Linked DNA regions of Mus musculus: regions 2, 3, 4 and 5 are each linked to region 1. A link is a loop called in an ENCODE intact Hi-C map of the cell type or tissue named here. Cell type or tissue: gastrocnemius. All regions are shown on one strand. Each heading gives the region's core, and the rest is flanking DNA. Links, peaks and the distances in the headings are about the cores only.

The links. Peaks named below come from ENCODE experiments on the same cell type or tissue, not always from the same donor. Only the 100,000 strongest peaks of a DNase experiment are listed, where the experiment ranks them.
Region 2: it touches region 1 in a loop (3.0-fold over the local background); 8 of 42 quality-filtered maps call a loop at or near these places.
Region 3: a loop joins it to region 1, with 3 times the contacts of the local background. A loop is called at or near these places in 4 of 42 quality-filtered maps.
Region 4: a loop joins it to region 1, with 5 times the contacts of the local background. A loop is called at or near these places in 5 of 42 quality-filtered maps.
Region 5: a loop joins it to region 1, with 14 times the contacts of the local background. A loop is called at or near these places in 20 of 42 quality-filtered maps.

Annotation. Positions count from the first base shown.
Region 1 is chrX:169,082,589-169,088,899 of GRCm38, reverse strand. The region is part of intron 1 of Arhgap6 (Rho GTPase activating protein 6); the gene reads right to left. Among named protein-coding and RNA genes, the nearest start is that of Amelx, 100 kb to the left of the region's middle. In gastrocnemius, for the core only: a CTCF peak has its summit at 2,826 (motif pointing right); a DNase peak (open chromatin) is centred at 2,830; H3K27ac peaks cover 544 bases.
Region 2 is chrX:169,033,760-169,040,070 of GRCm38, reverse strand. The region is part of intron 1 of Arhgap6 (Rho GTPase activating protein 6); the gene reads right to left. Among named protein-coding and RNA genes, the nearest start is that of Amelx, 150 kb to the left of the region's middle. In gastrocnemius, for the core only: a CTCF peak has its summit at 3,193; a DNase peak (open chromatin) is centred at 3,455; H3K4me3 peaks cover 2,478 bases; H3K27ac peaks cover 2,465 bases.
Region 3 is chrX:168,715,125-168,721,435 of GRCm38, reverse strand. No RefSeq gene overlaps it. Among named protein-coding and RNA genes, the nearest start is that of Msl3, 44 kb to the right of the region's middle. In gastrocnemius, for the core only: a CTCF peak has its summit at 3,276 (motif pointing left); no DNase peak of the experiment used is centred there.
Region 4 is chrX:169,300,669-169,306,979 of GRCm38, reverse strand. It overlaps Arhgap6 (Rho GTPase activating protein 6), which reads right to left. Exons shown (of 13, transcript NM_009707.4): 12 at 5,144-5,224; 13 at 2,540-4,663. The coding sequence ends at 3,969. Among named protein-coding and RNA genes, the nearest start is that of Hccs, 17 kb to the left of the region's middle. In gastrocnemius, for the core only: a CTCF peak has its summit at 2,834 (motif pointing left); DNase peaks (open chromatin) are centred at 2,837 and 4,157; H3K4me3 peaks cover 387 bases; H3K27ac peaks cover 1,496 bases.
Region 5 is chrX:168,934,730-168,941,040 of GRCm38, reverse strand. The region is part of intron 1 of Arhgap6 (Rho GTPase activating protein 6); the gene reads right to left. Among named protein-coding and RNA genes, the nearest start is that of Arhgap6, 140 kb to the right of the region's middle. In gastrocnemius, for the core only: CTCF peaks have their summits at 2,888 (motif pointing left) and 5,383 (motif pointing right); DNase peaks (open chromatin) are centred at 2,891 and 5,387.

The sequences.
Region 1 (6,311 bases), core at 759-5,758:
ACATGTTCATGCTGTCTGAAAGACTCCCTATTCAGCAGTTTTCCTAAGTAACTTCCTCCATAGGTAAGGCTCATATACATAAAGGAGGCTCCATCTCCATCTTGATTCAGAAGGAGCAAAACTGTTGTGAATCCGGAACCCTCAAACTCACCCAGACTGAGTCCTGCCCCACCGCCTGCAGAGCTTCTGGATCAGCAATGGCAGAATGTGGGCTACAAGTAGGAGTCAGTCTTGGCTGCAGTCAACCCTGAGATAGATGTGCAACTTGTATTTCTTAAATAGGTACTTCACTTCCTGTGAAATATTCTTTTGGATTTCTATGCTAATAATTTTGAGGAAAATGGAATGCAGCCTTAAAGACAAGGATTTTAATTATCATGAAAACTGTTACAGCCATTTTCCTGGGAGTCTCTTCTCACTGAAGACTCATTCTGGAACACATTTACTTCATTACTCCTATCTTCAAATTCTCAGGCAGGGAAGTGAGTTGACTTTTCTGGTTTCATCTAGTTGAATCGTAGCGCCATGCACAGAGGAGAATAAGCAGACTGCTTAAGTTCTTGTCGCATTTCTGCATACGTTACTTATACTTCTGATTACTTAGCAGAATGAAATATTTACATAAAATTTCTGCCATAAAATGATTAAATCATAATTAAGATGAATCCATTTAATTTTTATATTAAAAAGTTACAAATGCTGGGCTAAACTTGGCATTTTTTTAAAACCAGCATTACTGTGCATCCCAGTAATTTGGGATCCCAGTATAAAAGGCCATTCATTGGGCCTATCTCTCCTTAAAAGATGATTGGATATTAATAGTTGTTGTGGAGGGAGATTGTCATTCTCTTCAGTGATATAGACATAGATAAATTGTCCTTGCTCCAGTAAACAATCTTCCATGCTCAGATAGGAAATGAATTAAACTCAGCAAGTGGGCTACATTAAAGAGATTACATGAAAGATAGGAGGAGAATGACTGAAGTGAATGGAGGGTGAAATAACTAAATTTCACTATACAAATGAATTAAAATTTAACAATATAAAAGTTCAAAAGCTGCACAAATACAGAAGATATGTATGAGATCTATTTGGGTGTTGTTCGTAATTCAGAAAATCAATGTGATTTTTCAAATTTAATATTCAGTAGCCCTGTCCTCTGGGACTTTATAAAATTCAATATTAAGGTTAATTTTCAGTAAAATTCAAACCAAACTTGTGTATGCATTGAAATTTGTGAGCCTAGATTGAGTTTCTAAGACTTCTCTACTGCTGTAGAGAAAACAAGAAGAAAAAGATTTTCCCTTCCTAGATTTTCATTTGGGCGTGGTTCCTGGATTTGTAATTACACTGATTTCCCCATGAGTCACACTTGTTCCTAATATATGCCAGACTTTCCTCTCTTGGATGCTTGAAGAGAAACTTCTATGTAATAATGGAACACTGAATAGTGATGAGGAAACCATCAAGAGTGCCCAGCTCAAGCAGACACTCAGACACAAGGCAGCCTGGCATTTTAGAGTAGAGATTCTTTGGTGTGCATGTATGGGAAGGACCTGAGGGACTTGTAAAACATATCTTCCTGGGGGCCATTCCTTAAGAGTTGTGGGTTCACTGGGGGTTTGATGGGGCTTGTGATTGAATATGTGTTGCAGATGCTGCTGCTTCCTGGACCAACCATGTTTGCAACAGCATTGGCCTCTCAGCCTTAACACTACAGTCTTTTGCACTCAGGAAAGTCTTCATTATAGTAGCATTAATTCAGTAACATCCCATTATTGCTGAGCACTAGATGCTCCAAGCATCACCCTTTAAAATGCTTCCACACTTATTCCAATGCCCTCTGGGAACCAAACTGTTTTTGCTGAGAGTTTCTGGCTCAGTGACTTAGAGTACAGACTCCAAAAAGGAGGGAGGATAATCTAAAGAAGAATGTGTTCTCACCATTATGCTACCACTGTAGTTCTGTATAGCAGGATACCTTCTGTTAAGGTAAGGGTGTTATTGTTCATTGCCCATAGAACTAGTAGAAGCACAGATTAAATGAGATATATTTAATCGTGTGGCTTGGACTTTGGATGCCAGACTTTTCCCTCTTGGATGCTTGGAGAAAAACTTTGTATTTTCTGTATTTGTATAGGTTTTAACTTTTTTATTGCTGGCCACTTCACTCACTTATATATTGAAATTTCCCCTAGCTAATCTCCTTCCTACTTTCATGTCTTCTTTTTGTATGTGGCCTACGCACCAAGTTTAATTCATTTCTTATCTGAGTGTGGGTGACTTTCCTCATTTAGATGCTTGGATTTCCCAAACCAGCATTAGATCAGAATTTGTGAATGTTGAGTCAAAAACAGTCCTTAAATGACTCTACTCTCTAGATTTTGTGACCATAGACAGATAATCTTCTAGCCATTGGTTAGAAGTAAAACAACACGAAACTTAAGTATGTCTCTAGGATTTAGAATTTCTATCAGTGGCAATAAGATAAACCCAGTATATACTTCTGTTATCAAAAATTCTAAAACCCAGTTTCATGGCTAAGATGTAGAACATGTGATTATCCTGAAACTTTTGATTGTAAGACATAGATATATTTTTCTAGTTGTCTGTAAAACCATGTGCTATGCCATTTTTCTAATATCTTTTATCAAAACCACACTAGATGATAAGAGTCATATGCTATTCAAAAAACAAAAGCTAAGGAGCCAAGGAGCCAAGGAGCCATGAAATTTTTCGAAAAACTGGCCAAAAGGTTAAGGCAACATTTATCCCAAATCTTATCAATAGCCTCCAATAAGGAGCACCACTGTTAGTTTGACACTTTGCCACCAGGGGGAGCACGGAACGTTCTCACATAGGCACGGAACACTTATCAGATGGGAATTAAGGAGACTGACTGATTAGAGTTGAATAAATCGTTTAGTTACTTCCTAACAGGATAAAAATATCTGATAGCATGAATTCAGGAGCAAAGGCTGTACCAATCACTTCTGTATACAAAGTTTTTTTAAGTTTTTTTATTCCAAACACTGCGGCAACAGCTACTTTTGATCCTGGAAGACAACAGATGACAAAGTTAACTGTCTTGGTTTTCTGTCTTCCTGTTGTAAGATGAAACAAGTAAAAATTGTTGTGTAAGATAAAGGTCTGAAATTTGGACAGCACAAAACTATATGATCAGTAACCAACAGGTGTTTGTTGCAAGGAAGAGGACAAACTAGTGTGACTTGACAGAATAGAAATAAGTATCCATTTAGCTTCTTCAAACCAAATATTAAATAATGACAAGGAAAATGAAAACAATGATAATGACAATAATGGTTGATGAAACGAAGGAGTTGGTTGGTGTTGTTATGGCAATAATGAAGATGGTGATGAGGACATCGAGGTGGCTTAATCAAACTCTCCTATAATAAAATGGATCATAGGCTGTGCTATTTGCAGTAGTAGCTAATAAAAAAATATCACCTTCACTGTTAAAAGTATAGAGATCATCTTAACTTCATTCTAGATGTATTTTTAAATGTTACAATTGGTCTCAAAAGCCTTTCAATGTGTATCATGGCAAAGATAAGCAAAGAGGTAGGTATGTTGTTGTTAACAACATATTAATGCTTATTTCATAGAAAATGCTTTTATGTTCAGACACACCTCCAAAAAGCTATATTGATGAAAGCTGCTTCTACATTTGATGAGTTTTGGTCCATTTTCACTGACATCTGGAAAGAGTAAGCCAAGAATACATATACTATATGGATGGCTTCATGTCATACACTAGGGTATATTTATTATCACTCACTACGTATAATTCTTTCTATGATTGGAGACCTTCTCACAGTCAACAACCTAGCTTTGACATGGTAGAACTAAAGATGTGGCTGCTCAGGACATGCCCAGAATAAATACTATCCACACCTACAAGTTCAAAATATAGAATCTGTATTTGCTAAACTATTAAATCACAGGAATCACTGAGATCTCACCCAAGCAAGTCAAAATACAAATGAAACCATCACCAACAAAAACCAAAAAAAAAGAAAATTCACCTATATTGAATGTCAAATCTAGCAAGACCAAAGCAGGTTATGTTGATATCACATTTGCCTTAGATTCACTGGCTAGAAATATACCTGAATGGAGGAGTGTATACAGAGCCTTTAGTCACATTACTACCAATGATAATTATGTTTGTGTCTAGATATGTAAACTTGATGTTGTTTATTAGATATCATGGTTTCTCTTGGCAAACATCACTCTGAGCCTTTAGCCAAAGTCTCCTCTACATAAATGACATCAGTTGGAATAGCATTCACCAGAACATTCCAAAATCAATAAGGCTTGTCATTTTATGAGCCTTTTTGCAGGATATCTTTAGATCAGCCAATGAATTTCTAAGGAGCAGGAACGGAAGTCCCACAAGAAAGCATCAGGCTTCACAGTTCCCTGTGGAGAAAAAAATCTGAAAACTCTAATGGCTAATGGTATTCTTTATCTAAAGTGAGTTAATAGGCCCAGAACTGGCTCAGTATGGGCAATGGTTCCATGGGTAAAGGCATTTGCCATGCAAGCCTGACAACTTGACTTCCATCCTCATGACCCACAGTCAAAGCAGAGAATCAGTCCCCAAATGTTGTCCTCCGACATGCATGACTGAATGCATGCAACACATACAATAATTATATATGATTTAAAAACAACAGCAAAATCAAAGGATCCCAAAGAGGAGCAATCCTGGGATTGCAAGGGCTTGCCTGGTGCCTTCTTAAATTGGATGCTCCAACTAAGAAGAGAGAGATCTAAGATTAAGCTGATTAGCTGGGTCGCCTTGTCTGTTTATCCATTACCTGCCTCTGCACACCAGTTGAGGAGAAACACAAACCTTACAAAGAGTAATAGTTATTACCCAGGTTTTAGATTGAGTCTTGCCCTGTGCTACTTGCCATAAGTAGCTTTCTTGTTTGGATATGAATATCAGATCCAGACACTGAATTTTACACACAAATTTTCAGCCACTATAATTGTGGGGAAAGTGGTTCTTCTCGTATTGCTCTGCCCCTCTGAAAATGACATCAAGCATCACTTAATTCTCATTTCACTTTGGGTTAAAAATGAAGTTGGTTTTTGGCTTATGAAGCAGTAGGCTAAGGAGTGAGGACAAGTCAGAAATGCGAGAATGGCAAAATGATGCAACAGCAAAAGGAAATAGAGTTGGAACCTGAGAAAGAGAATAGGATCTTTCTACTTGCTTTTGAGCATAAACTAGAAAAACTATTAAAACATGAACTGTAGACACATAGTTATCCTATTTCACAGCTCAGAATGAGACTAAGAGTAAGTAAAGAGATCCTGGAAATTTAATGATTAGAAAAATGCAAAGACTAGTTCAATAAAAAAAAAATTCAGTTTAAAGGATAAAAATCTCTTAGAAGGACAAAGAGATGCATAAAATTATGTAAATGAACTCCAAACTTCAGTTTCAGACAAGATTAGGAGTCCAAGTTCTCCTTCTACCAATAACCTGATATGTCTCTACTCATATACACAGCCAAAATGTATGGATATAAATAGAACTTTTTCTAATAAAGAGGAGAAGAGGCTGTGGGCAGTGTTCACTTACTAGACTGCTTGTCTAACATGCAGAACATCCTGGGTTTTATCCCCAGCACCACATAAATGATACTTTGTCAAAAAAATTAAAATAAATAAGAATATTGTACCTGGGTAGTGGTGGGGTGGTGATGGTGGTGGTGATGGTACATGCCTTATTCCTATATTCCAGCATGTAAGAGGCAGATGCAGGAGGATCTGTGTGAGTTCGAGGCCAGCCTGGTCTATAGACAGAGCAAGTTCCAGGACAGCCAGCACTACACAGAGAATCCCTGCCCTGAAAAACTGAGAGAGAGAGAGAGAGAGAGAGAGAGAGAGAGAGAGAGAGAGAGAGAGGGATAGAGAGAGAGGAGAAAAAGAAGAAGAAGAAGAAGAAGAAGAAGAAGAAGAAGAAGAAGAAGAAGAAGAAGAAGAAGAAGAAGAAGAAGAAGAAGAAGAAGAAGAAGAAAGTTACAGAGAGAAAGAGACAGAAACACAGAGAGAATAACAAGGAATTTCCAGAAATCATTTTGCAATGATTGTGATAGCCAATATTGGAGAAAATGCCATGGGTTTTAGTAATGAGATGATTTATTATTTTTCCTCTGATAAATTGACAGAAGAAACCTTTTTCTGCAGCATCACAGACATACACACAAGGATACTAAAGGGTCAAAGGGTACACAGGGCTTGGGGAAAGCCAGCAAGGTAGTTAGAGGGCA
Region 2 (6,311 bases), core at 641-5,640, 49 kb after region 1:
TATCGCCAATCACATTGAAATTTGAATAAGGTATGATGATCCTTTTTTTTTTTTTTCAGATACTAGAAGAGGGCATCGGTTCTGTTACAGATGGTTGTGAGCCACCATGTGGTAGCTGGGACTTGAACTCAGGACCTTCGGAAGAACAGACAGTGCTCTTAACCACTGAACCATCTCTCCAGCCAGGTATGATGATTCCATGATAGCCTGTAGTTTCTTCAGTATTGTGACCAAAAAAAAAATGTTGGTTCATTAATTATATCCTTGTTACTTATACTCTATTTCCTACAAACCCCATCCAAACTAAGTCTGATAGGTCTGATTTCCTAAGCCGCTCTGCAATACATCAACTGTTTGCTACATCCTTCCTAGCTATGGACAATACAGCTCAACTCTCCCATCTACGTTAGAATAAACGATGCATTTAAGATATACCTTGTTCTGACTTCAATTTGGAGCCAGAGCAAGTATCTCAAAATCTGATCAAGTCACCAAGAGGTATCAAGGACAACACGCAGGTGGAATTACGGGATAGCCAAAAACTGAATGTGGGAAAACCACAGAAGGAACACTTTGAATAAAAACATAAACTGCTATCACCTTCTACTGTGAAGATAAAGAAAAACATTGTGGTAACATACTTTGAAAATGATACTATACATGTTCGATGTTCTTATTAATTAGGCATTTTTCTCAGTGATGCTTAAAAGTGAATTTTAAGAGGCAAATGCAGTGTCCTGTGTCTGGGAAATTGCTCAAATACCTATCACACAATAGACACTCCACATATGTTTATTTTTTCCTGAGCAAATAAATGGTAAACACTTGTTTAGTATATGGAGTCTACTTTGGACAGAAAATAAAAAGCTCTGAAAAAAGTATATTAACTATTTATCTCCTGTGCTTTATTTCAGGGGAGTGTGAGTGAAGAGGTACTAAAGACAGATAGAAAGGAATTATTTTCCATAAAAGCCATAGAGCAGCGAAATCACATAAAGCAAAGCAAGAGTATTTGAGCTGAAGGACAAAACCAAGCCTAGAATTATTGGAAATTCAAATTAGTAAGGTACATAGAGTCCATCCCTGACTCTTAAGCCATTAATGGTCTTGCTAGTATGAAAAGCCACAGGTTGTACTTTATAAGGAACATTTTTCCACCTACGATGCTTTTGAGGCTCCTGAATACAACTGCTTTATCATTATAAAGGATATATAGAAATATTTAGAGCCCAGTTGATTTCTCACAGTAGATTCTTTCTAAAATGTTCCCCTTTCTTGTCTTAATACAAAATATATGTGCATGGTGACCTATGCTAGTACAAAGGGCTGTTTACTAGCAAATACTCAGAGCCTTAGAGAAAACATTACTAGGAGGTTGAGCATGAGTTTATTATTTTAGGAGAGAGATGAATTAAAATAACAATATAAAATTCTTGGGCTGCGTTAATATATTTGTATATGGAGTGAAAACCCATTCATTGAATGGTTATATAGGTTGTTAAGTAAGGAGCCAGTTGTCACCTTTCCTCCCCTCGCCTGCTCTCTAAGTAGGGCCTCAAAACAACCTGTAATCACAAATCAAAAGGCACCAGGATATAACTCAAAATATGAAAACTATGGGGAAGCCAGATGATGAGAGAGCACAAATAACGATTGCAGAAACCTGATTATCCTTACGACCACTTTAAAAGGTCAATCTTGGAGTGGCCAGTGTCTCTGCAGAAATAAACAAGCATCAGTAACTGAACAAGAGTCTCACTTGACTTTTCCAGACAAACAACTACAGCTAAACCAGAGAAAGAACTGTTTCTTGTTCCTTGAACCTTGGCTTTGGAAAGAAACTTAACAATTTCCTAGCTCAGAGCCTCCCCTTTCCATTGGAGGAAAGTGGCATTCGAGACATACTCGATTTGCCCTGATGGCTGATCCAGGACCAGCTCAGGAAGCTTCTGAACCTCTGAGCCTACCGCTCATATCCACATCAAATCCTTCCTTTAAATAAAAAATATATGTAGTTTTAATATAGAAAGTGGATTGGGAAGATGTGAATTCTAGACAGCTAACTGCCTTTGCCTTACTATGAATATTGATTTTGTTTTACTTGTCAGCTCTCTGTCTTGTCTGTATCTCTCCAGTTTTTTGTTTGTTTGTTTGTTTGTTTGTTTTAATTGGCAGTCAAATGCTCGATCTCAACAGTGAAAAGCATGTCAGGAAAAGCTCAGTAAAGTAGCAGAGAGCAGAACAACAGTGATGTTTCACCTCAAAACTACTGATTTTCAAAATTGAAAATAAAATATCCAAAACCTGCTGCCTGTCCCCCTCCTGGCAATCTTCAGAAGTAGTGCTCATTCGTCAAATACCTTTGTAATTCCCTCTTGCTTGCTTTCCTTCCTCTCCAAAAAAAAAAAAAAAAAAAAAAAAAAAAAAAATTAAGCTTAATCTAGAATCTTGTTTGGTTAGCCATTAACGTAAAACCTTGACTCCTTCAAAGGACACAAGCTCAATGAGATTTCTGTCTAGCACATATGCTGGGGTAGGTACCTACAGACCCTAGAACAATGTTCAGCACAAAATAAGTCCTCAATAAATATTTGTGGGACACTTAAGTCAACAGAGGGAAGAGAGATCACCGTGAGATAAAAGAAGACTCCAACAGAGGACTCGCTGGTATTAAGCAGATAGTTGGCAACCTTCTGTCCCTTTGCAAACTCCTAAGGAAATGCACAAACTCCTTCCAAGGAGTAAACTCGGTGCACTCAAAGCTCCCTGCGACATTTCTTCAGCAACTCCACTGTGTTCAGATCAGTGGGCAGCCTTTACTTCTTTTTAGCTCGATTCTAGTCCTTGCATTAAATCTGACCGAAGGCTAGCCACGCCCCAGAAGACCTACATTTTAGTCCTAAACAGCGAGGTAGTAAAGAGGTCCAGGCCCAGGTAGTGGACTAAGTGACCACTGCTCAAGTCACAGGAACAGGGACACTCAGCACACAGACTCTTACTCAGGGATTTTGAGAAGCATGGTTGACTTAGTTCTGGAGCAGGTGGCACTCCTGGGTGAGGTACCCGGCACACCCAATTCCCGAGCCCTGTTCCCAAGCCAAAAGACCTCTGAGAACAAGAATCCCATCACCTCCACACAGTATCCTTTTTGCCAGCCAAGTGGCGCCCCCTTTCGTCTCCTCGCCGGTCGGGACACTCACTTACCGCGTAGTGCAGACGGGGTTTCTCGCTGTAGGACGGGTCCCCCATGTCCCCTACTGGAGGAGCAGCAGGCTCTCCAGCTCAGCTTAGGGTCCTGGCGTCTATCAAGTGGTCCCCTTACTTCACTGCCATCTCAGAGAAAGCCCTGGGCGTCAGCCCTGCTGTGCTCTGAGCGCTCTGAGCCTGAGCTTGGCTCCTAGCGTAGCTGGCACTGAGTCCTGCGGCAGAGCCTGTGGGGACCGGGAGGAGGAGGCAGCGAGCAGGGGGGAGGGAGAGGAGGAGGAGGGAGCGGCCAAGTCTGATGAGATGGGCGGGCGTTTAATTCCTTCCGCTCCTGGCGGGCCCCTGCTGAGGCAGTGGCCGCTGCCAGCTGTTGGAGGCTGCAGTCACAGAGGTCGCCCAAGACAGGTGTCAGGCTGGCCAATGTCCCGCCACCTAGCACTCAGTTCCTCCCGCTGGCCCTGACAATCAACACTGGGGCTTCAATACCTGTAGAGAGAAGAGCTTTTCGAGAGATATTTTTGAGTAACTTTGAAGAAGCTGGGTTTCTGCCACTGGAAGGCGATTCCCACCCTTCTCAAGGGAGGGTGGAGTTGAAGGTTTTGGAAAGTCTTGATCTGAGTCTCAAAGTGCTGAGACTCTTCGAGATCTCAGGTGTTTGAGAAGGATGTAAGTATTACTGTCCCCCCAGGACCTGTTGAAGCTAGGAGATCCGGAAAGAGTGGTGGCTAAGGGAGCTTACACTAGCCAAGCAGTGTAGGGAAACCTGCTGAAGGGCTAGTCCTAGAGGATTTGTTACAACAGGAGTGAGTTCACACCCTAACTGGATCTGGGCATACACTGTAGGGTAGGTAAGCGGCAGCATTGAACAAGGAGTTATAAAGAGGATAACTAATGGCAAACACTGCCAGGTAAACCAACTCGTTTTTAGCACACACACTGGAGCTTCAAAATAACTCATACAATTGGCTTCTGCTGTAAAATCCCTCCATGGAAAGCTGTCCTTTAAAACACCTCATTAAAAAAAATGTCAGCAAGTTTCCTCAGAAAGAAATGCAGAAGAGGTATAGGGCATGGGGTAGGGTGGCAGAAGAATCTGGAGACTGTGTGGAGACTCTAGAACCATGCAGTGAACCTATTCAGGCCCCAGATGGGTAGCTATGGCATGGGAAGTGGTCCTTCAGTGCCCCATTATATTAAACCGCAGAAATACCCTCTGACAGAATCTTTTTGGAGGCAAGGAGAGGAAAGTAGGATTGTGACCCCTGTGAAATCCATTTGGACAAGCTCATCCACCAACAGACATCTAATTATTTGAAAACAACTGGCAGCCTACATATCACAAACAGTGTAAGTGTGAGCACAAAGTTCAGGAATTCTGGAGATAGCTACCTGGATAATTTGACAGTGGTCCAATTACCTGGAAAACTGCATAGTTCTATATACTGAAGCTAACTGCATGTCTGCCTTCTCATCCAACAATTCCATTTGTGATTATACATAGAATAATTTAAATGACCACATCATATACAACAGTACTCATAATGCCTCCAAACATAGTTACTCATAGTAAAAACAGTCCAAACATATGTAAAGCAAAGCATATAAATCATCTGTGGGCTTTGGACACAGTAGACTACTACTCAATGGAGATAAAAAAAAAAAGGACACTGCACAATGCTACCAAAGCATACAGTGTGAATCCATTCCTCAAACTTTATATGGGAGGAGGAAGTCACAGGGATCCATATTATAACATTCCATTTATTTATTCTGCAACTGAAATGCAAATATTGAACTGGAATAGACATATGTGATGCATGGTGACAGAGATCACAATGACAGTTAGCAAGGTTGGGAATGTGGTCTAGACTAGGAAGGTAGCCTATAAGAATTCATGTACTAGAGTGCTATAGATGGTCTGTATATTTATATGTAAAAATCCATTGCATCAAGAGTTTAGCTGATTGGTGCAGCTTATACTCTTTTCTATGTGTATTTTACACTGTCATAAAATATAACAAATAAACTTAAAAGTCAAACCTCTCCTCAAACAGAAATTTGCAGCCAGAATGTTGCCTGTCTTATAAACAAGACCCAGATATTCATCTGGGTCTCTCATTCTCCCTGCAGTCTACTTTGCTCAAGTCCCCTATCCCTTGGCTATGAGGGAGGACAGAGGCAACCCCATTCACTTTAGAGACTTCACTGTTCAAGCATGACCAGGCAGGTCTGAGAAAAGGATGCATTCAAGTTTCCTCCTTTTACTTTCATTCTCCTCTGCTGCTGAAAAATAACCCTTAGAAGGAAGTCTTCAAAGAAAATGGAGAACTACTGCCCACTTGACAAGCTTAGACCCTTCTGAGACTTGCAACTGCCAGAGCCTGGGGAGGATGCGTACATAAAAATGAGATATGATGGACTGACCATGACATGCCTGGTTTATAAATCTTTGCTGCACTACTGTCTACCCAGATGACCTCTAAAGCAGGACATGCTTATAATCTCAGCTTTAGGGAGGCTGAGGCAGGAGGATTGCCAGAAACTTGAGGCTATCCTCAGAAATACAGCAGGGCTCTGTTTCTTTCTCTCTTTTTTTAAAAATTAGATATTTTCTTTATTTACATTTCAAATGTTATCACCTTTCCTAGTTTCCCCTCAGAAAATCCCTTATTCCCCCCCCTCCCACTCTGCTCCCCAACCCACCCACTCCTGCTTCCTGGCCCTGGCATTCCCCTATTCTGGGGCATAGAGCGTTCACAGGATCAAGGGACTCTCCTCCCATTGATGACCAACTAGGCCATCCTCTGCCACATATGCAGCTAGAGCAATGAATCCCACCATGTGTTTTCTTTGATTGGTGGTTTAGTCCCAGGGAGCTCTGGGGGTACTGGTTAGTGTATATTGTTGCTCCTCCTATGGGGCTGCAGACCCCTTCATCTCCTTGGGTATTTTCTCTAGCTCCTTTATACAAACAAACATGAACTCCCTGGTTTCAGGAATTTCTCTTTTGTCATATAAGCTTGGAGTTTGAGTTAAGCCCCTATTTTTATGAGGAATGTTACATTATCAATACATACAAGCAAGAAGCAAGTTACTGTTTTTATAAA
Region 3 (6,311 bases), core at 841-5,840, 370 kb after region 1:
CAAGAAGTAGGAGTGGGTGGTTGAGGGAGTGGGTGGGGAAGCGTGTGGGGGACTTTTGGGATAACATTGGAAATGCAAATGAAATAAATACCTAATTAAAAAATCAAAGGAAACTTTATTCTTTGTTTGATTCTTACAAGAAACGGATTTTTAAAATACTTGCATAAGCTCATCATATGAAACTATGATTGAAATTCTAGAGTCCTACAACCGCTCATTTTAAAGCACTTTGCACCAGGCCCTGGATATGTTTTGGAGGTGTCTTTGGATATTTTACTGAGAAGCTGGGGATATCACTCAGTGGTAGAGTGCTTGCCTAGCATGCACAAAGTCCTGGCTTCTGTTCTCAGTGCTGCAGAAGAAAACAAGTGTTATGCTAAGAATGGAGAAGGTGCTTGGATGGAAATCTCTACACTTACCTATATCATGAGGGGTTATGTAGCTTTTGGAAAATGCATTTTTTTGAAGTCAGTGAATTAAGGAACAGGACCATTGCAAGATCCTTTGTTATAATGAAAAATTAAAAGACATTTCAACTCTCAGGCTCTAGATTAACCCAACATGACTCAACCTAAGCCAATTCTACTTTTAAGTTTAGCATCTTTAGGATGGCTCCTGTTTCTTTTGCACTTGGCATCTCATCACAGAACCCTTCATTACATCTAACACTTCTCCAAACTATGTTCTAGCCACAATATTCCTGAGAGAGTTCTGTCTGAGGCTCATTTCATTTGCATGGAACCTTGACTGCACTTTCTGGAATTGGAGACAGGGCTTACTGCACTCTTACCCACATATCAGAGCAGCTGCCCATGAAGTAGGCCCCCAATTTCCTTGGATCTAATTAAACTTGGTAATTTGATCAATCAGCTCTCCTTCCAGTCAGGCCCAGACAGAAGACATCACCTAACATCAATAATTGTAAGTTTCTATCTTCAGAATATCTGTCCTTTTAATTTATTTCAAGATGCTATAACAAAAATACCTCCAGTTGGGTAATAAGAACACATGCTCCACTATGTTCATAGTAGCCTTATTTATAATAGCCAGAAGCTGGAAAGAACCCAGATGCCCCTCAACAGAGGAGTGGATACAGAAAATGTGGTACATTTATACAATGGAGTACTACTCAGCTATTAAAAACAATGGATTTATGAAACTCCTGGACAAATGGATGTATCTGGAGGATATCATCCTTAGTAAGGTAACCCAATCACAAAAGAAGTCATTAGATATGCACTCACTGACAAGTGGATATTAGCCCAGAAACTTATAATACCCAAGATAAAATTTGCAAAACACAAGAAAATCAAGAAGAGGGAAAACCAATGGGTGGATATTTCATTCCTCCTTAGAATTGGGAACAAAATACCCATGAAAGGAGTTACAGAGACAAAGTTTGGAGCTAAGATGAAAGGATGGACTATCCAGAAACTACCCCACCCAGGGATCCATCCCATAATAAGCCACCAAACCCTGACACTATTTCATATGCCAGAAAGATTTTGCTGAAGGGACCCTGTTATAGCTGCCTCGTATGAGGCTATGCCAGTGCCTGGCAAATACAGAAGTGGATGCTCACAGTCATCTATAAGATGGAACACAGGGCCCCCAATGGAGAAGCTAAAGAAAGCACTCAAGAAGCTGAACGGGTCTGCAACCCTATAAGTGGAACAACAATATGAACTAACCAGTACCCCCAGAGCTCATGTCTCTAGCTGCATATGTAGCAGAAGATGGCCTGGTCGGCCATTACTGGGAAGAGAGGCCCCTTGGTATTGCAAACTTTATATGCCCCAATACAGGGGAATGCCAGGGCCAAGAAGCGGGAGTGGGTGGGTTGGAGAGCAGGGAGTAGGGAGGGTATAGGGAACTTTCAGGATAGCATTTAAAATGTATATAAAGAAAATATCTAATAAATAAATAAATAAATAAATAAATATCTCCAGTTGAATACTGGATAAAGGAAAGATGTTTAGCCTATTTCTTAAGGACCTAGAGGAGCTGTTCTCTAAAATAAAGATAAATTGTAAAAGGGCTGGAGAGATGGTTCAGCAGTTAAAAGCACTGGATGTTCTTCCAAGGGACCAGAGTTCAGTTTCTAATACCCAGGTGGCAGGTCCCAACTGTCTGTAATTCCAGTTTCGGGAGATCTAACACTCTTACACAATATACATGCAGGCAAAACACCAATGCACATAAAATAAAAATAAATAGAGCAGCAGTTGCAACCTGCGGGTCACAATCCCTTTGGGAGTTGCATATCTGATATTTACATTATGATTCCTAAGAGTAGCAAAAACTACAGTTATGAAGTAGCAACAAAATAATTGTATTGCTGAGGGCCACTAGAACATGAGGAACTTTATTAAATGGTCGCAGCATTAGTGAGGTTGAGAAGCACTGCTCTAAAGTGTTACAGGGATGTGTCTTGGCTCCAGTGAGAACCTCATGCAGATGTCATCACAAAGGTGGGAACATACCTGAGAGGCCCAGATTGAGCGGTGAATTAGACAGGAAGTGAGATAACTGAACTGGCTTTACACTAACCTATCCACATGGGAAGGAGCTCAGTTCTGAAATAACCACATCATTCCATGAGAAGGTGGCACCCTGCCCACCAAGCTCCTAGCACATGTTTCTTTGATCAATATGCTCATCTCATATTGAAACTATGGCACCTACAACAGAGCCAAATATAGTGTTCCTTTTATGTGATGAAGTATTGGGCCAAGGAGATGGATTCGTGGATAAAGGCCCTTGCTGCCAAGCCTGAAGACCTCGGTTTGATCCTGTGGACCCACATGTTGGAAAGAAAGAACCAACTCCTGCCTCCGCCCGAGTCATTCTCTGACCCCACATAAGATGTTGTGTCATACACAGACAGCCCCCATACAAAAAGGAGAAACAAAATAAAAAATGTAATTTAGTTTAAAAACTAACTGTCAAGGAGATATTTAAAAAATAGTTCTCTACCACTACAGTTTAGTATCTTCCTGCGGGGAAGTATATTCTTCTTTGAATGTTATATTTTGAGACTAAGCATAGATTGCTTACACCAGGGAAGGTTTCAGTCCCACCAAAGCTAAACTTTCAGCCTTACCCTGTTTTCTCACGAAAACTCTTCTGAGTTTGGTATGATCTAGCTCATCTCCACATGCATATTCCTGAGAGGTTTTTTGTTTTTGTTTTTATTTTAATTACTCACAAAGTATTTCCCTAAGTAGAATGCTGATACCATTAAACAGACAGGAGAGTCTCCATCTGGTGGTCATGCTGGGAAATGGCATATTTTTCTGGGAGGACAGGGGGTTTTTAAGTCCTTGTGATATTTCAAAGGGTTGATAATATTCACAGTGTTCAATTTGATCTTTCACATTCTGATTCTTATACCAGCAGAGAATTTTAACAGACATCTAAGGAGCGTACTCTCATCTTCAAACCAGTAATGATTGCAATCAAATGATCCAGCAAAATATTTCTTCAAAGGCCAGATAGTAAACACTTTAGACTTCGTGAGCCATATGGTCTTTGTTGAATTACTAAACATGGCTTCTGGAGGACTAGAGTTACATGTATACAATGCGACATGGTGTTCTCCAGGAAATCTTTGTTTATAGATAGTGAAGTTTTTATTTCATGCCATTGTCACATGTCACAGAATGTTCATACTTGTTTCAAGCACTTGAAAATGTCAAAGCTCAGGGCCTAAGGAGGATGCTAGTTAAGGGAAGTGGACCAGAGTTCAGTTACCAGCACACACATAGGGAAGTTTACATCCTCCTGCTAATTCCAGCTTCTGGGCTCCACAGGCACTGCACTCCCATGCACATACCCACTTCACACACACACAAATACATTCACATAATTGAAAATGGAAACCATTTAAAAATGTAAAAAGCCTTCTTAGGTTATAGGCCTTGAAAAGCAGACAAGATATGGGAGGTGTCCAGTAAGACATGGTTGGTAGACCCTTGTTTAACCTAAATGAAAAGCCCTTTTCCTCGTCATCCTTTAGGATGATTGTGATAGAATTGCACTGCTCTGTCAACTGGGCAGCTTCTCTTTGTCTCTGCAAAAATTAATGTGGATATCTGTGAATATAAACAATTATCTTATTGACGAAAGTTGAACCCTATAGATCTATGACAAGTGACCCTGAAAGCAAAAAGTAGGCTGTACAAAGGAACCTTATAGAGTCATTTCTAAAGATGAACTCACAAAGTTTAGAAAGCATAAAGGAAATCAAATGTCATGACTAATAACAAAGCACAAAAGTAATCAAATAATCAGATTTGAGCATTCAAGCAGAGCAGTTATCAAGGGAGTTAAATAACAGAATAGACAGAGTTATAGAGAGAATTGTGAACTGAGAGAGTTCTAAAGAAAAGATCAAACTATAGAACAGAGATAGTCATGCATTGCTAAACATAACTGAAAAATCAAAACATAAACTCTTACATGATAATTTATTATCTATTTTTATAATAAATAATGGGGATACATAATAAATTTCTATGTACATTGAGTATCTTCTCATTCTTGGGTGATTATGTTATTTTTTATTTGGATAATATCTCTCCTGTCTGCTCTCTACGTACCAGTTCCTTGTCTGAATTAAGACTATTCTATTGTAGGGGCACTTGTTGGGAAGAAGAGGTTCCTGGGTAGAGGAAGTGGGATGTGATCTAGAATTGTGGGAGAAAATGATCAAAATGCATAATGTGCAGCAACTATTATGTCAAAAAAAAAAAGAAAAGAAAAGAAAAATGGCTCGTTTGGAGGCTGAGGAAACAGCTTAATAGACAAATTGCAAGCATGAGGACCTGAGTTCAGATCCCAAAAGCTACATGAAAGTCAGACACGGTAGCATGCATCTGTAATCCCAGTACTCCTGTAGTGACTTGGGCGAGAGAGACAGGAGAATCTGCAGTGACTCACCGCTTAGCTAGTCTGGCATATGCAGTGGCAAAAATGAAGTCCCACCTTAAGTGATGTAGAAGGCAGGGACCAACAATCCAATTTGTCCTCTGATGCAAACACACAGTTTTAAATATTATTATTTGTTTTTTAAAAAGAAATCAATGAGAGTTTTTTCGTGAAATATTAATTAGAAAAAATAAATTTGTGCTATTAGTTTAACATTAGTTGATAACAGGGACATGAGTTTATGTCACAGGGAAACCAAAATTACCCTTGTTTCATTATTGAACATTCAAAACAACAGTCAGTGGCTTTAGTAGCCTCAGACTACATCTTGCTCTGACTTCCTTTGAATGTCATCTCTTTCAAGGTTAAGTCCTGGAAACTATAGTCTCTTTCCCCCAGGTCACCCAGCAGAGGCCAAGAGAGACTCTCCAGTACCTTCCACTTGTTTTCATTTTTACATTCCTTTTTCTCTATGGTCAGAACATAGTCCAAGTGTGCAGTCACGTGAGGAGATTTCTGAGTGCTTGTTAAAAAAACTCCAAGGAAACAAGACAAGAGCCTTGAGATCGGTTTCTTCAAAAGCACACAACTGCTTTGGGATTTTGTTTTCACGACCCTCCCAGGTTAGTAGATGAAAGTGAGTTTACTTTGTATTACTCATTACAACTGGATATTATTTGTTTATAGGCCTCTGTGGAGAAAACATGTTTTGGCTGCTTGCATCTTGCCTGCCACATATAGCTTGTCCTTGTGATTGTACACTTTATTCATGTGACCTCCCCCACCAATCCTCAGAACATAAACTGCCTGGTGCTTTGAAAATAAGTTAGCTATTGCATGAGACTTTAGTCTGCCTCATTTACTTACTCCATTCCCACAGGTCTGTACATGTTCATGTATGTGTCTGTGCATGCCTGTGTGTTCAAGCACATGCTTGCAAGTATGTACATGGAGGCCAGAGAACAAACACAGGCAAAGTCTTCAGGAATGCCATTTACCTGTTTTTAAACTGTGTCTTTCATCAGCGCATGATTCGGCTAGGCTGGTTATCCAGGGAACCCTAGAGATCCTGCTATCTCTTCATTCCCAACACTGCAATTACAAGTGTAAGTCACCATGCTTGATTTTTTTTGGGGGGGGGGGGGAATAAGATAGTATGTTCTGGAGCCAAATGTAAGTGACCATACCCGAGGAACATGGATTTAGGCCACCCCAAGTAGTGTGTCTCAATACTACAATTTCCCAAGTTTCATAGTGAGAAAGTTATAAAACAAGTACTTTTAAAATTCATTGGTAGGAATTTCAGGTACCTGGGTTACAGAAAACTGGGGAAATCTTGCTCAAGGTTTTGGATGCTATGTGATGGCCTTTGAGTTGGTGGA
Region 4 (6,311 bases), core at 426-5,425, 220 kb before region 1:
CATAGCAGTAAAGACCTATATAGAGCTTGCCCTTCGGGACTGTTGAGGCACTATGGGACATTCAGTAAAAATTTCAAGCACGGCATTGAAAGCCAAGTGTGATATTAAGGCTAGAGATTAGGGTTGCCAGATTTAGCAAGTATATGCCAGATAAACAAAGACTATCTTTTTAATAATAACCATATCTCATACAGTACTTCAGAGGATGAACTATAATTTTAGTATAAGTATATCCCAGATTTTACATGGGGCATAGTAAGACTAACATGTGGTCTGTTGTTAAGTTTTCAGGCACTGTATCTTATTTAGTATTTGTACTTGAGAAGTACTAAGATCAAATGTCCGATATCCTCATCCCAACTAGCTGTGCTTGGTTATTGCTAAACGTGTCCCAGCTGCAGCAAACTAGACTAACTTGGTCACTGTAGACTAAGGGGACAGTAGCTGGCTTGAACTGACTGAGAATTGGCTGATTGACCCTTCTCCCCCTATGGTAGATTGAGGACTATTTTAGGTAGGTATACTGAATGCCCGTTCAAAATATCCAGGCTGCCATCCTTGATTAGAACTTTCCTTTGGCTTGTAGGTAGTTCTTGTTTGTTTGTTTCTTTGTTTTTCCTTTCGTTTTGCTTTGCTTTTTTTGTCTTGAAGAACATTAGCTGCTGTTTTATAATTCTGTCTGGTCAACACATCCTGTTTTCATCTCTGTGTGACTCTTCTGCAGACAACTCCTTTCTTCTTAGTTCAGTAAAATCTACCTCCTGCTGTTTGCTTATCAGACCAAGAGACAGTGTGGGCCTCTACTTTGTTCCAGTATCGCTTTATATTTAATCCCAGGACTGTTTCTCTGCCAAGCAGATGTGTATTAAAATATGCATAAGAAAAGAAGCAAGCTGGACTTATTTATAAATTTCCTCAATTTGTACCCCCCATGGGCATATGATGGTTGTTTTTTTCTATCAAAGCCCACAAGAAACATATGCTAATAGGTACTTCGAGTGATCAAGACAAGTGTGTATTTGGCTGTTTCTGTCATCACTACTCTGGCCCTTTGGCCAGAGATCCAAAAAGGAAGTGATTAAGTCTTCATAGACATCTTTGGAGAGCTTATGCGTGTGTGAAAAGCACTACCTTTGCAATGTGATAAAGACAGAGAAGAAACAAACTCTCCCCAGAGCTTAAACGGGCAAAGAAATAGAGGGCATGGGCATCCAGCTGATTTCTCTGTTCAATTTAGATCTAGTCACATGGATATACCTTCCACTCATATCTATCATTTGATTCATTTAATTTAAAAGATTTAAATAACACAGTAAATATGGTGAGAGGGAGGTCCAGAATATCAGGAGGTTCAGAGGAGGAGAAAGAATTTTTCAGACCGTGGTCAAATTCAAGGGACTGGGATAAAGATGAGTGGCATAGAAAAGCCACCTGAGTGCTCAACCACTGTGAGTCTTGTAGGTCCATATACTTGTGGTCCATATACCTGTGGTCCATATACCTGTGGTCCATATACCTGTGGTCCATATACCTGTGGTCTGAGTGGGTCCATATACCTGTGGTCCATATACCTGTGGTCCATATACCTGTGGTCCATATACCTGTGGTCCATATACCTGTGGTCCATATACCTGTGGTCCATATACCTGTGGTCCATATACCTGTGGTCTGAGTGGGTCCATATACCTGTGGTCCATATACCTGTGGTCCATATACCTGTGGTCCATATACCTGTGGTCCATATACCTGTGGTCTGAGTGGGTCCATAAGGCAGAACTGAGTGAGGGCTTCAGACAAATTGTCCATATTCAGAGCCAATATCAGAAGTATTGAGCCTAGTGAGAGCCCAAAGATCACCCAACTAGTTCCCAAGTACGAAGCACTACAGTCCATACCTAGAGCCAGTCCGGCATGTTGAGGCCTATGGAACAGACACAATTTTCAACGACTGTTTTGAGTGACACCTGGCCAAGAGGCATGAACCCTGAGTTTCTGTTAGGCGTCAAATCACTTCCTTTTTTTTTTTAATTTTTTAAACTTTTTTTAAAATTATTTTTATTTATTTTTATTACATATTTTCCTCAATTACATTTCCAATGCTATCCCAAAAGTTCCCCATACCCTCCCCCCCACTTCCCTACCCACTCATTCCCATTTTTTTTTTTTTTTGGCCCTGGCGTTCCCCTGTACTGGGGCATATACAGTTTGCGTGTCCAATGGGCCTCTCTTTCCAGTGATGGCCGACTAGGCCATCTTTTGATACATATGCAGCTAGAGTCAACTAGTCAAATCACTTTCTAAGTGACAAAAAACCAGCCTTTCGTTGCAACAGATCATTGTGGATTTCTACATATTTAAGTAGCACTGACTTGAGGTCCCCAAGCCCCAAGCTACTGGCTATTTTAAAATCTAGCTCTCCAACTGTATGTGTATATTTATGGAATTGCAAACAGGTAATATAGTTGAATTTGGGAGTAGCGAATTATCTATGTAGAATGGGATGTGACTTCCTTCGTTAGATTTAAAGACGGACAACAAATCTTTGCTTAACATTTTATTCATTGTGGCACAAGATAGAATTTTAAGAAACACCACTGAAAAATTTCATTGCCAACATGAAAACTAAGAGCTGACAACAAATCTTTACTTAACATTTTACTCATCATGGCACAAGGTAGAATTTTAATAAACACCACTGAAAAATTTCACTGCCAACATGAAGATTAAGAGTAACACGTCATATATATCCCACTTAGTATATAATACACTGACCCTTCTGATTTGAAAAACAAAACAAAACAATGGAAAATACTGAAGCAAACTGCCACCTGCTGGTCAAAAGTGGTTTTGCAGTTGTAACACTTGAAATTGTTGAAGTACTGTTTACTGTAGTAACACATACGTTACAATACACACAATATTACTGAAGATACTCAAGACACATTTCCTCAGCCTTTGGTACAATGTAAGCGCAAAGATGTAGCTTTTTTGCTCCCCCCCCATAGGATTTACTTTACAAGGAATTGCTTGTAATTGAGCTAATATTGATAACTGGGCAGATGGGGGAAATGATCTATAATTTGAATGTGTATTTGGATTTTAAAGCTTTTTAAAATTGGATTTCAGTTGGTAGCTTTGAAAAATACATAAAAGTAATCCATTATAAATATATATTATTAGTGGCCTATATAAAATTAAATTTGACCTAGAGTGGAATAGAAACTCTCTTAAGTACTCTTGGGTCCCACCTGTCTCTGATTTGATTTTCTGAGTCCTTTCTAAACAGATTCTAAAAATATATTTCACAATGTATCAAATTTAATATTTCCTTAAAACATACTTGCTATGAAAAAGCATTCAGTGACTACAACTTTTGTGTCTCAATACTATATAAAAATATGGCTTCTCATTTTCTCTCTTGTTTGGTTAGTATTTCCTTAGGCATTGAAGGGAGGGGCTGCCCCCAGTTAAAAGGTGATGGCAAAAAGCACAGATACCCGCTTGTGCATATTCCAGAGCATATAGAATCTGGTTGCTTAATATATCTCAGTGTGTAATATAAGTGCAGTGATTTTTAATTGTTCTGTCTTCTCTGTGAATATATCATATTGATATACATAATTTGTTACAGAATATACAATAGTCAAAATTGAAGACACAAATACAATTAAGCTATAACGAAGCAAGAGTTTCTTACATAGAGCCAATGTGGGTTGTTTTGAGCTTGGGAATTGTCATGTTTGTTGGTTTATTTGTTTTTTTCCTAAGGCTGGCTATGCAATAGAATCTTACCATAAATGGCAGGGGTAGAAGTGAATCAATAAGTGGACTTTCTTTTGTGTTGCTTTTTCAAAGTGTGGAAAAACAAAAAAGAAAAACAAGTAAGTGTCCAATTGTCCATAGGCAAGGTTTCCGGGTCTGGACCGGAAGATGTGTTTTGGAAGGGTGGGCTCCAGCTGCTGGCGGGCTTATACTAGGGTTTCCGGGAGGGCGTCGGGGTTATCAGTTGATAGAAGCTCCCAGATCTGCCACCGCTCTCGCTGCCAGTCGAGCCAGCTGGCTTCCCCTAAGTTCTGTTTGTCCTGCTCGCTGGCTGAGAGGGAGTAGGCGCTGCTCAGTTTTTTTGGCCTGGTCTGATGCTCCCCTGAGGCCTGCTGGCCTCCTTCCACAGCTGTTTCTGAACCTTCTTCATGCCTCTGGAGCCTCCACAGGGGAGGCTCTAGTGGCAGCTGGGCAGAGGTTGTGGCAGGCTTCCCTGACCCCGGGTAAGGAGGAGGGGGGCGCCTGTCATCTTTTCCACTCTCCTGAGGTCTCTGGTACACAGGTCGGGCCTGGCTTTGCAGCCAGGCAACATCCTCCTTGCCCTCAGCTAGATCTTCTGTGCTGTTTAGGGACAAAAATGGATCAGAGCTGGCTGCAGGCCGCCTGGTCCCCCTGCTGCCGTCCTGGATGTGGGGAGTGCTGCAGACACGTGACACCGGAAGGTGGACACTGCACTGCTCCACGGTGGCCGCCGTCTGAGTCCTCCGAATTACCTGAGTGCCACTGTCCAGCCCTGTCGGGCTCCCTTGACACCGAGGCCAGTTCAGGGAAAGGTTCCCTTGAGAAAGAGAACAAGGCCTCGGTCGGAGGGAGCTGCTTTCAAAAATGTCGCCATAAGAGCCTGGAACCGGAAAGGCAAGGTCTGGGGTTAGTTTGGACAAGTGCCTTGGGGATTCGCTGCTTGTTCTTTTCTCTCTTTTTTTCTTTTGTTAATACTTCCTTCTGTAGCTGAAACTGTACAGCATGCTCTCAGCTATTAACTACCTGAAAAGAAAATTTCCCTAGCAACAGTGATGGCAGTTCTCTCTGATAGTAGAACCATTTATGTGGCCACTCTAGACACATACCTAGATTCTCACAGGCTTAGATTAGCTGCCAAGCCACATAAACTGCCATGTAACCGAGGCTTTAGGGAAAGAGCAGCAGTGAACTGCTGTCTAATATTGAGGATGAAAGCCCAAAGAACTGCTGTCCCCTTCTTCTCTTTTCAGTCTTTTCTGAACAATGGTTGACAAGCAGCTACCTTATACAACAGCAAGGAAGAGAGAGGGAAAATATGTTTTTAAAGGTAAGGCAAATAATTTTAAAAATGGCATTTCACCTGTCATTCCTGGGTCTTTGGATCCACTTTTTAATGTTGAATGCCAAGTTCCCCAGATATTGAAAGGCTCCTCTGACATTTCTAGGAAAGACAGATAAAGGGGTTCACAACAGAGATCGTTAAGAATGAAACCAATAAATATCATTACATTTCTTTGGCATAAAATATAGTATTCAAGGTTTACTAGAGGCAAAACAATACTATTTGGATGTGTTCTTCAAGAAATTTGTTGGATTGGAGATAGACCAAAAGTGCTCTTTCTATAACACGTTTCTGAGAAACAGAATTAATATACAGTAAATGTGTGTCATGACCCCAAGAATTCAGAACTTCAAAGGATGAACTTTGCGTATGCCCCTGGTTCTGGAGGTTAAGTGACTCTCCTCAAGGACCCAGATAGTTCTGATATCATCCAAAGGGCAGGAGGGAGGCAAAAGAAAAGATGCTGTTCTGTTGGTAGCTTCAGACATGAAAGAAACAGCCATGGCACTAGGCCTGCAGGAGCTCGGAAGGCCCTGCAATGTATTGTCCCCTAGATCCTCTAGAACAGAAGGCACCCATCTGATTTCTGACTTCCCAAACCACAAGAGCGCTAACCTGTGTGTTGCTTCCATTGTGAGTGATAACAGTAGTAGGACACTCACACAAGGGGACAGCTGGTAATGCCCACATGGACTCCAGCTACAGGAACACAGAGAAAGACAATACTTCTGGATTCTGAACTTCCCTCGGGGACACTGCCCTACTGCCACCAGCAGTTTCTTTCTCCTCCCTTCTCCCAACAGGTAGAGAATAACTGCCTTAGAGGGTATCAGAAGATCATAAGGCAGACTAAGACATTCAAAGTAAGAAGAGACCAGAAGTGCCTACAAGAGTACATGACACAGATTAGCCAGGATGTATTCCATGGTAAGTGTTGCAATAATGACTACTTGTAGATTCACTGATGAGCCAATACATGGAACATTCATACCGTTCTTAGTTATCCCATCAGGAGTCCATGGGCCTCTGTGGAACTTAGTTATTCCTTTGACATCCTGATAGCTGGAATTGGCATAACATCATTGTGATACCCAGGCTAGTGCTTTTTGTCCCTGGATGCTGACATTGTCTGGTTTTGGTACATTGCATTGTTATATGGTAGATTAAGCACCTTTGCTTTATGAAA
Region 5 (6,311 bases), core at 522-5,521, 150 kb after region 1:
TACACAAGTGTGTGTGTGTGTGTGTGTGTGTGTGTGTGTGTGTTTGTGTGTGTGTGTGTGTCCTGTAGTCCATCTGCTTCTAAAGCATTCTGAAATGCCATATGGACTATATTTAGCTATTTATTAAGCAAACTATGTTCCTAATAGACTAAGAATATAGTTTCTTCTGAGGCTTATTTATATAAAGTATTATACTCATTATCCCTTCAGCACAGAGGGAGATGAATTCTTTTTAGAGAGGTGCAATCTAAGTAGAGTACACTTCCAAGGTCATTCAGTCGCACACAGGTCCTCATTATTACAAAAGCATACGCTGACCCTCATGTCTCACTGGATAGGTTTTGGAAGGAGGGCTGCCTAGCAGGGCTCACTGAGTTTCTTAGCAAAACTAGAGAAGTTGTGTGCTATCTAGTTTTAAGTCACTGAAAGGAAGGAATCTCAATGGAGGAATTGCTTCTGTATATAGACAAGCTTATAGGGCATTTTCTTAGTTATCTGTGGAACAGGGCCCAGCTCATTGTGGGTGGGGCCACTCATGGCCTGGTCGTTCTGGGTTCTATTAAAAAAAAAAAAGCAGGCTTAGCAAACCATATGGAACAACCCAGTAAGCAGCCCTCCTCCATGGTCTCTGCGTCAGTTCCGGTTTCCAGGTTCCTGCCCTGTTCCAGTTCCTATCCTGACTACCCTCTGTGATGAACAGTGATATGGAAATGCAAGCCAAGTAAACCCTTCACTCCCCAAGTGGCTTTGGTCATGGAGTTTCATCAGAGAAATAGCAACCCTTACTAGGACAGGTTGTCTGTCCTTTTAATCTCTAGAATGTTATGAACACAGATTCTTCAGATGCTTTGAAGGCTTCTAGCAAACATCTTTACCAAGCTTCCCTAATACAGAATCACTCTAGCCAGATCTTCATGCAACAGAACCCAAGTATGGAGCCCTTCATGGATCTCTGCCTATACACCAGTCAAGCATGGCAGGTCTCTTAAAGCCAAAGCTTCTATTTAGGTTTGTGGACAAGTTAAGTGAACAAATCCCTGGGAACTCTTCACCTTCCCTATTTCCATCCAAGTCTGATCTAGACAGTTTCAGTTATCAAAACATTACAAAAATTAATCCAGTAATGAAAGAGAGTAACTATTCAAATCAGCAAATTAGCAATGGAATGTCTGGCATTGTGCCAGCCCAAAGAGAACTATGCCTGAAAGAAGTGTGGCAAAACCACCATCTCCATACCCCAGTGCCTTGTGCTTTTCCCAGCTCCTTGCTCTAGAGGAAAACTGCCAAGTATTTAGCATAATGTTTGGAACATAAGCACTCAATCAATGTCAGCTGTGAACACTATCAACAGAGATTGCCATCTGAAGTATGGCTTCAAGTGAAGTGTCTCCTGGATTTCAGACATTGGAGAACCTTTAAGACTGTCCTAATAAATCTTTCAAAAGAGAAAATAGAGACATTTACACTAGAATATGATTAATTTAATCAATGTGTTGACAATATCTGGCTCTTTTCTTAATGAAATAATTCTCTGGTAAGCCAAAATTTGAAAATTTATCTAGCAATATTTTCCTCAGGAGGACCCCTCAAGTATTTAGGCAAATGTTCAAACCTATATTTTCCACAGGACACAGAGTGTCAACAAGTAAACTTGTCTGATAAAGAAATACAACGTACTTGTGTTGTAAATACTGTAAGCGGCCTAGAAGTGATGACTTGGTAGGTAAAAGCCCTTTATGGGCAAGCATAAGAATCTGAATTTAGGGCATTCTAAATTCAGAATTTCTTTAATGCCTGGTTTAGCCTTCTTTTGTATACAGAAAGCTTCCACTTTTGTCAGCAGGTAGGTAGGTCGGTAAGTCTATAGGTTGGTAGGTTGGTCAGTCGGTAGGTAGGTAGGTAGGTTATTTGTTTTTAAGACAAATTGCAAATTCCCAAATGCCCACAGGAAAAGCTGAGCATGGATATGAATGCTGCAATCCCAGGACTGTGTGGATTCCGATAGCTCTAGCTAACCAGCATAGCCTAACTTATAAGCTTCAGATTCAATGAGAGACCCTGTCTTCAGGCAACAAGGCATAAAGCTATAATTGACATGTCTCTCTAGCCTCTGCATGTGGGCACATGAATGTGCACCCAAAAATCATGCATGAATATCACAGAGAGAGAGGGGGAGAGAGAGAGAGAGGGAGAGAGAGAGAGAGAGAGAGAGAGAGAGAGAGAGAGAAAATATGACGTTGTGAAAGCACAATATGGGCCATGCAGACAGGTATAAAAATTTGTTCTAGGCTTGGACAAGCAAAACAAATTCCCAAAGAAGTAGAGAACTTGTTGAATATAAAGAAAACTTGAGAGTTTTGGGTAGTTAGAAAGAGAATAAGTAAAGGGACAGTGGGGGAGGAGGGGACAACAGGGCAGCACTGTCCTCTGGAAATTCAAGTCAAGCCTTACTACCTACCATGCTGTTTGAATGTCAATTACAGCCCAGCTATGCTACATTTAGGCAATCTGTAATAGGTTATTGGAAAAATGAGTATGTAACATTCATCCCAGAGTCTCTGAATCAAGTACTAGAACATATTAGTGAATTGATGTCCAATGAATGAATGAATGAATCCACAACTTTCCCAAACATTTTTCTACATTTAGTCCTTTGTCATGTTTAAAAGAGGAAGGTCTAGTAGTATTGCATCAATATCACAGATCTATCAATTTGCCTGCAGAGTGAATTTGCAAGGACATTCTAAATTCAGGATTTCTTTAACGCCTTGTTTTGCCCTCTTTTGTATACAGGAAGCTTTCATTTTGGTCAACAAGTACGTAGGTAGGTAGTCAGGTAGGTTATTTATTTTTAAGGCGAAGTGCAAACATGCCATTTCTTGTATGAGCCCTTGCTGCCCTCTGCTGGCAAGGTGAGTGGAATAAGAAGCAAAAAAAAAAAAAAGGGGGGGGGGGCTTTTTGTAGTTGTCAAAATCTCTGGATGAACTTTCCTCAGTTTCACTTCATTTCAAGGTTCGTGTATTTTTAACTCTAATATTTCTTTCTTAATCCTGGACTGCATCACATGCTAAATATCAATATTTGAAATTTGCTTCTTTAAAATTCATTACAGCGGCCAGAGAGATGACTCAACAGATAAAAGGTACTTGCTGTAGAACGTAACAACCTGAGTTCAGCCTCCATGACTCCACCCTGTGGATCTCACCTGCTACTTGTCTTCTGACCTCTACATATGAACTAGTGTTCATATGCACCCACATACACATTGGTGTGCATGCACGCACATATACACTATAAACAAAATACTTTAATTTTTGGTTCATACTATATTAAGCATTGAGCTTTATCCTGGCATTGCAATCGTTAAAGTCAGGTGCATCTACACAGTCTGGACCTAGGTCCCCTGCACATATGTAGCAGATGTGCAGCTTGGTCTTCATGTAGGTCCTGCACAACTGGAGTGGGGACTGTCCCTAAAACTGTTACCTGACTTCATAATCCATTCCCCAACAGGGCTGCCTTGTCTGGCCTCAGTGGAAGAGAATGTGCCTAGCCCTATAGAGACTTGATGTGTCAGGGTCAGGGATACCCAGGGTGGGGCTCCACCCTCTCAGAGGAGAAGGGGAAGGGGGATGGAGGGAGGGACTGTGAGAGAGGCAACTGGGATGGACTACAACAATCAGAATATAAAGTGAATAAATAAAAGAACAAAAGCCAGGTGCATCTAAAATGAGAGGCGGACAAACTTGATCTTGCTCTAATTGACACACATATGTGTGTATATATATATATATATACATACACACATATGTACATATGTGTATATATTGGACAGAGTCCCCTCTGTGGGTCAGGATGACCTGACGCTTACAGAAATCCCCTACCTTGACCTGCTGGGTACAGTATTCTAACACTTAATCCTCCTTGTGCGCTCCCTTAAGCAGCAAAAGCAGAATCTAATACTACGCACCCCTCCAGGATTGTACCCATGCTCTCCCTTGAGAAAGTTAGTTCCAACCAAGAACAGCACTGAGGCAATAAGATCCCTAAACTAATCCATCCAAAGATACAATCTCTCATACAGTTTACATGATTTCATCAAAAATCCATTTCTTTTTTGTTCACTAATATGCTCCCTGTAATTGTCATTTCTTAGTCATGTGCCTTTGTTATTTACAACCTAAACATATTACTGAACTTGAAAACTTTGAGTTTAAAAACGCAATACCTATAAAAAAAAGATTATGAAGAGTACAGTATTCACAAAATGGCATCAACTAATCATGAATACGTAAATTCAGTTATATTGTGGAGCATATTGTTTGCTTGCTTGTTTGGTGGTTTCGCATGACCTGGAGCTCATTATGCAGCTCAGGCTGAACTTGACCATGGTCATCCTCCTGCCTCAGCCTCCCGATAGCTAGGACTCATGACCGATGGCACCATTCTCAACAGAAGCTGTGCTTTGGGAGTCACAGTGTATAACTTACTGGGGTCTATGATTACCAACCTTTCCTTCTCCCTCCCGACTATAGGCATGCTACAGAGTTCTGGCCAGTGGAGTGTCTTTTCCAAGCTATCTGAGAAATTTCTCCTGATTTGTTATTCAGACCATTGCAGTAAGGAAAGGGTGCCAGACCTCAAGAGTAGGAGTAAACTCTAACCTGAACACACACACACACACACACACACACACACACACACACGATTTTTACAATTAAATAGTTGAAGAACATTCTGAAGTGAAGGAAATTTCATGGAAATCATATGAAACTCAGATCTTAGCATTTGAAATTCAAGTTTTACTGACACACAACCACACTTATTCATTTACATATTGTCTACAGTTGTTTTTCACACTATATCAGCATAGATGAAATAGTTGGGATAGAGACTGGATAGGAAACAAATGCTGAAATGTTTTTAATCTAGCCATGAAAAAAAAAAAGTGAGATGGCCCTTGCCCTCACTCTTGGCTGTCAGTAAGCTGGGAGAAGCCTGGGCAGCTGGGTCACTAAAAAGAGCTTCTACCAAAGAGACTCACTTGTTGAGAACTTATGTAGAAACGGAAGCATTTTGCCTATGGTCATACCTCTCAGAGCATACCTGACCTAGAAAGATAAGTAGGGTCCGCCTTGGTTAATACTTGGAAGGGAGAGTATGTTATTCCTAGTCTCCTCCTCCCAGGTTTGAGTTACCCAACTAATACCAACAGTCTTATTATTATATGATGTCCATAGTAAAGGGGAAATGGTAAACTAAGTAAAGAAGATGTGAGGAAATATATATTTTTTAAAACATCATTTAGTGCTTTGCATTCACAGTTTTTAAGAAATCCCGTGTTTTAAAATACACTGGGCGAAATATCAGCTTTTAACCAACAGGTGGCGACAAAATGCTGGCTCATTAAACTAGAACCACCCAGACTCACTGTATGAAAATACCCAAGAGATATAAGTTAGAAGCCCTCCAAAGAATTGGCCATTTGTATATTTAAAGCTAAAATAACATAACTATTCTTGTCTAACCTCCAAATTAAATCTTCTTATTTCAATAAACATAATGTTGGTTTGATAATTATTTCAAGTTGGAGAAATGTGAGCTTTAACCTTTAACCTCTAAGCTCTCTCTCTCTCTCTCTCCAGCTCTTGTTCATTATTTAAACCATAGAAAATGTGTTCTACCCATATAATCATGTCCTGCTCTACTCAGACAAAATAAGATCCTAAAAATCTTGATAGACATATTGACAGATCAGCACTTCTGTCAAGGCCTCACACAACTTTTCTACTTAACAGTCACCTTAGAGTCATTCTGTGATTCTTGCCCTACTTTGAGTATATAAATCAGACATCCTTAACAAAAATGCACTAACTGTGGATCAGAGAGTGAGCAATGTATTCTGCAGTTACGAAAGAAATAGGAACGGTTTGGGTGACTTGAAAAGATTGGTGTGGTGTGGACAAAGAACTGAAGGATTGAAGTGATGAAAGCAGTGATGAAAACATAGCCTGGTTTGGAAGTAATGGACTCGGGAGGCATGAGGATGACAACCCCTGTCTCTGCGATGAGTAAAGCTTTTCACTGGCTCAGAAATCAGCTGTCATGTGTTTAAATATGTGATGCCCTCAAGCTAGACAGTCACAACTGCACTTCCTCGCTGTCTTTCTGAGCTCTCTTTTGAGCTGCGATTTCCACCAGGTGGCTATGGATCATGCAAAATAGCTCCAAGTTTTTGTCAGCATGAAAATCTTCTTCTTCATCTAGATGTCGAGCTTTCTTCATTGTGTATTCATGCACGGATTTTGCC